Regions from separate parts of the Mus musculus genome. Here region 2 is linked to region 1. A link is a loop called in an ENCODE intact Hi-C map of the cell type or tissue named here. Cell type or tissue: left cerebral cortex. All regions are shown on one strand. Links, peaks and the distances in the headings refer to the core of each region. The heading gives the core; the rest is flanking DNA.

Region 1 (2,916 bases), core at 249-2,748:
CTGCCTCTGGAGAGCTGGGACTAAAAGCATGGGCCACCACCTCCCAATTGAGAAGCCAGTTTTAAAAACCATTTTTTTTTTATCTGTCTCATTGATAACATTCTAGATGGAACTTTTTTTTTTAAACTACAATTATTTGACCAAGAGTTCTAGTAAAAGCTGGTGTGACCTTTTAAACTCACTGCTTTCGTATAATCCAAGTGTAGACATAGTGTAATGTCAAGCCTTCTAACCATTATGAAAACAAATTTGACTCCAGGGGTCAGTAAGGGTCTCAGACCCTGAGTTACTATTTTAAGGTACCCATGATTTACAACTAAAGCCACCATCAGTGGGGTCAGACAGGCTTCCTCCCCCAGGCCTGTTCAAGTACCTGAAGCCTTTGTTTCTATTTGTACAACTGGGATATTATCATTTACATTTTAATGGCTAAACAATGCCTAGCTCAGAGTAAACACTCATTCTGAAAAAACAAACAAACAAACAAACAAAAACAAAAAAAATCTAATACATAAAACTTACTGAACCAGCTCTGTGGCAAATGCCAGAAGCCTGAAGCATATAATGTTCATATCCAAAATGAGAGATCTCAAATTAAAGGTCATGATGAGAAAGTAACAACAGGAAAAACAGAACAAAATTCGAACAAACATGGGTGCTTAAAAACACGACAGCTTCAGCCGAAGGTTAGAAAAGCTAGACTATTTCAAAATAACATCTTAGACAGGAGATGGGGGTGGGGGAAGGGACCTCGGGGTGCTGCTATAGATGGCTCGATGGAACGAGGGGAGAGGAAAACCAGGGCTCTCAAGGCAGACCACCCGAAGAGCTCTGGGGCAGAGTCACTCACACATCCAGGCAGCTACAAGCCCTACAGTAGTATATGGAGGCGAAGGATGAGAATCGACTTACCTACGTAAGCTCCTAATTCTTGTAATTTCCCCTTAATGGCACTCTGAGGGAGAGAGAGAGAAAAAAAAAAAAAAAAACAGCAAAGGTGCCTGTGAAAACCGCGACAGTGAAAGAGCCGCCCCGCGCAACCGGGGGGTGGGGGAGGGGACGCCGCCCCCCGCGCGGCGCTTCCCGCAGCCGCCGCCGCCGCTGCCGCCCAGGTGCCTCTCACGGGCCCGCTGGAGTCCCCAGAGCCGACCGCCGCGCCTGCGCTCCGTCTGAGGCGGCCGGCGCGGAGGAGACGCTGCAGGCCGGGCCCACCCGCCCCGTTACTCCTGGCAACCGCCTGCCCGCCATGCCCAGCGCCCGCCGACGCGGGCCTCACCCGGATCTTGCGGCTGATCTCGGTGCCGATTTCCATGGCTCGGCGGCGGGCGGCCGGCTCGGCACTGCGCGGCGCCTCGGTTACCTGGAGCCCGCCGCGGGCTGCCACCCTGCAGCCTGGGCCCCCTACGCCGCTGCCGCTGCCGCTGCCGCCGCTGCCGCCGCCGCTCCGCCTCCGCCGTGCGCGTCCCCGCCCCTGCTGGCGCCCCCGTGCAAGTGGGAGCCAACGCGCATGCGTCTGAGCACACACGCATGCGCGCAATCGCGCGCGCGTGTGTGTCCCGGGCAGGGGGGCGGGGTCCGGAACCTGTGCTCTGGCGACCACTGCTGGTGGCTCATAGGACGATGGCCTACGGGGTTACCTGGTTTCACCTTCCTCTTTCTAGGCTTCGGGGGAGCCTTTCCTTTTCCTTTTCATGCTTTCTCATTTGCGAATTTTAGTCTACAGGTAATCAGGATGAAAGTATGTATAGCTCAAACATTATGAGCCCTGATCCGAGTTCAAATCTAACCCCAAGTATCACTATGGGATTGAGATATATATTATCAAATGACAAAAAGGAGATTATTTTCTAGAAGATGTACTATTATTACACTTGATGAGGTAGAGGGACGATATTCAGAACCCATGACCTTACTTTAATTCTATAGGGATGTTTTGTTTTGTTTTGTTTTGTTTTTTGAGACAGGGTTTCTCTGTGTAGCCCTGGCTGTTCTGGAACTTGCTCTGAAACCCATGCTGGCCTTGAACCCAGTGATCCACCTGCCCCTGCCTCCTGAGGGCTGCCAGCTGCAGGTAGCAAGACTGGCAAGTGTCACCCTCTAGTGTTACAACACCCTGCAGTGTTGACCAGTGTGACTGGGAAGTTGGGGCCCTCTAGTGTTAAGAGTTGGTGCGCAGGGCTCCGTTATTGGGTGTCAGCCCTGAATGTATTAGAGCTCCTTGGGCCTAGAAATTGGGTTTGCTAATCTCAGTCTCAGCTGGGATTGCAGTTTCCTGAAGGTCCTAGGTACTGGGATTTCTCAGGCCATGGTGGTAGCCAGCGATACAGCTCTCAGTCAGATGCCTGGCACACTTGGCCCTGAAGACCTGACAGTTCTCACAAATTCTTGTGACCGGGGCCTGCAGGTTCCCTTCATTGCTTTTTACGTCATTGCTTTTAATGCTTAGGCTCTGAGCCTCCTGTTCCCCCTCTCAGCTTCTTACCTTATCCTGGCCACTCTTGAACAGCTCCCTCCCTCTTCTATCTCCTGCCTCTCTTTGGGTCCACACAGCTGAAAGTGGGTCAGAAAAGAGAGCTTGAGAGAAGCCTCTTGTTAAGCCTGCTGTTGTAACCATAGGGTAAGCTGCTCCCGAGAGTGCCCCTCCCGGCCTGAACAGTCTGCTTCTATAGCTCAAAATGGGATGTTTGGATTAATCACAGCTATTTGTTTTGGCCGAGCCTAGCCATATGTTGGACTAATCAGAGCTTTGCCTCTTAGCACCAATTACAGCTATCTGTCTGGTCTGCTAGACCACAAGGAGAAGAGCTTGCCCTCTGGCCTAGGAAGAGATAATTGCAGGTTTGTTTGAAGTTCTTCAAGGCTCGGGATCACAAACTATCAGGTACAAAATCTTTCCAACAGCCCTCATTGGAGCCA
Region 2 (2,916 bases), core at 210-2,709, 470 kb after region 1:
AAATATTTTCATGGCATGGTAAAGTTAGAAAAATGTCTTGGTTTTGGATTTTTGAAATAGCTCACATTTCCCAATTAATGAGGTGTATATTTTTATTTGAAAGCTGGAATTGAACAACATGGAGGCCGTAGTTCATTCATCTATTTCTAGTGTACATGAAGTTTGTTAGTGTGTGTGTGTGTGTGTGTGTATGTGTGTAAGAGATATTTGTGTGGTGTCTGTAAGAGTATGTGTCTGAGCATGAGTGCAAAGAAGCCAGAAGACACTGGGGATCCTCGTCTCTCACTTTCTGCTTTATCCCTTCAAAGCATGGTCTCCCTGCATCTGGAGCCTGTGTGTTTCAGTCTCAGTGGTCCACTTATTTCCAACCTTGCTGCAACATCAGCATTCCAAGCACACATGAAACCACACCTGACATATTACATGGGTGCAAGGATTCAAACTCAGGTCTTTTGAGTTGTACAGCAAAGGCTGTTAATTTCCTTGCCATCTCTACAGCCCCTGGTTTGCTTCTTGAACACCGAATTGAAACATCATTTGAGGAACTGTAACCTACTTTGAACGTGTAAATAGCCATTGGTGTTTTGTGAAAGGCGTCTGAAAATTATAAGCAGAAGAAAAACAGGTCGCAGGCTATTATATGTTTAATTATACGCAAAAGCTGCTAAATTAGAACATGATGACATTACTGTTCTTTGTCGGAGGACGGATTTAAGCGTTTCAAAATAACAGATGCCAGTTTGTGTGAGCTGTGATCTAACAATAATTAAAAATTTAAAACTGCAAATATACTGAATTGCATCTTGAGCTCAGCACAGTCATTTCATAATAGCAGGTTCACATGCAAACTGCCTACAACAGTTTAATCTTATAAATACACACATTCAAAGTTGGCTAGCCCTATAATCTTAGATTTATTCACTTTATGTGTAATGAGTGTTTTTTTTTTCCTGCGTGTATGTGTGCCTGATGCCCTTGGAGATCGTATGATTCTCTGGAAGTGGAGTTACGGATACTTGGGAGCTCCTATGTGAATACCTGGAAACCAAACCCAGGTCCTCTGCAAGAGCAACAAGTGCCCGTAACCACTGAGCCAGCTCAAAGTCTGTAACCCAGCTTCTCAGAGAGAAGGACGGAATATGGGTGTGTTTTCTCTTTTATTTTTAGGTTACAGGAGGTGTTTGCTGTTTGCTTGGATTAAAAAAAAATACATCTTAGGTCACTTTGTGAGCTGTGGTGAACACATACCTGCAAAATTCTGTGCTAGAACGTGATTGCCCCCTCGTGGTCACAATAGGGACTAGCCCTGCTCATCACCAAATGAGAGAAAAGAACAATCTTTACTTCACTCAGTATCTGACCTGCTTTTGTGGTTTCTAATTCTTAAGATCGCATGCACTCAGCTAATGCAACTAATACATAGTTTATCTCAATGTGGCCCATCTTCAATATATTAGGAGGACCAAAAAACAAAAAATAAAGTAAAATGAAGAAAAGAAAAAAGTATGGTGTTTAATTGTTTTCCCCGTCTTTTACTTGAATTGAATTGGGTTTATGCTAGGAATAAATAATACTTTAAAAATACAGCTTGTATTTTGTATTCATGAAACATCGATTTCCTCTTTCCAAGGTGTCTGCCTAGGAAATTTATATAAACAACTAACTTAGGACTACATTTTCTAGAATTGTACAAGGAAAAATAAGGATAGATGCTTTTTAAAAAAACAACTCCTCATCTGTGGGAGGGGAAAACTAGGAGGAGGGGTGAGAGGAGAGGCTACCATCAGGATGTATTATATTAGAGAAGAGTAAATATAATAAAGGAGAAAATTAGAATGTGGTAAATGTACTTATCAAATAGAGTCTCATATCTTGAGGGGGTGAAAATGTCTGTGGCTGAAAGCATTCTAATGTATACAATATATTTATTTTACTATTCTGAATAGAAAATAAAATATTGGGGGTGGGTGGGAAATAAAATAAACACACCCTTATCAGCAACTTTCAGGGAGAAAGAATAGAAAGACGGACTAGGGAAGGAAAAGATTTGAAATGTTTCCCTCAGCTGCTGATTGATAAATGACCAAATGAACCCAAATGGTGCATTACTTCGGATGTTATTTTAATTTTCTTTTATTTTTGTGAGAGAGAGCAAGTTTGTTGGCTGTGTCTATGCATTTGTATTCAGCAGTGGCTCTCTTTTTCAAGAATTCTTTTTATTTCATAAAGGGTTCCCAGCATAGATAAATCTACTTATCACAAAGCCTTCTTGGGTCAGCATCCATTGCTACAGTAACAACTGTTACCATAGCAACTGGGAATGGGTTTAGGTAGGAGACAACAGGGCCCAGTACATGGATAAGAGAATGGTGAAACTGGGATTTGAAAATCAGGCCCTCAGAATCATAGAATTGATAAAGATAAAGAGATCCCTATGTGCTCTGTATCATGGATTCCAGTTTGAAATCAAACTCACCTAACTAAAAATAAATAAATCAGGTAAACAAAATCAACAGAGGTAACTGGTAAGTAGCGATTTAATCATTACTCTAAAGAATAGGCACCAGCGTCCGTGGAAGCCTTCTGTTAGCTTGGTGGTTGAGAGAAGGAGAAGAAACGCATCAGTTTGTACAAAAAAATTTGCTACAGATGTTGTTCGGGAGATGAAATATAATTTGGACAACACAAGGAGTTAATTATTTATATATCTTTCCACTCATGAAAATTCCCTAAATAAGGCAGGGAAGTAGAGGCAAAAATCAAACAACGACCTGCATATAGTCTTTTCTCTGCCTATCTAAAAAATGTACTTTAAAAAATCAATCTGAATAAAAAAACAAAAGTCACGTGCAAATTAAAATGAATATCTACCTGTATGGTGATACATTTAGTGTATCTTCTCTGAGTGGGGAATGC

The links. Peaks named below come from ENCODE experiments on the same cell type or tissue, not always from the same donor. Only the 100,000 strongest peaks of a DNase experiment are listed, where the experiment ranks them.
Region 2: it touches region 1 in a loop (2.8-fold over the local background); 3 of 42 quality-filtered maps call a loop at or near these places.

The regions. Positions count from the first base shown.
Region 1 is chr12:98,745,519-98,748,434 of GRCm38, reverse strand. It overlaps Zc3h14 (zinc finger CCCH type containing 14), which reads right to left and starts at 1,467. Exons shown (of 17, transcript NM_029334.2): 1 at 1,277-1,467; 2 at 913-955. The coding sequence starts at 1,312. In left cerebral cortex, for the core only: CTCF peaks have their summits at 1,604 and 2,148 (motif pointing left); DNase peaks (open chromatin) are centred at 817, 1,530, 2,141 and 2,656; H3K4me3 peaks cover 1,210 bases; H3K27ac peaks cover 1,034 bases.
Region 2 is chr12:98,279,074-98,281,989 of GRCm38, reverse strand. No RefSeq gene overlaps it. Among named protein-coding and RNA genes, the nearest start is that of Gpr65, 12 kb to the right of the region's middle. In left cerebral cortex, for the core only: a CTCF peak has its summit at 1,288 (motif pointing left); a DNase peak (open chromatin) is centred at 1,272.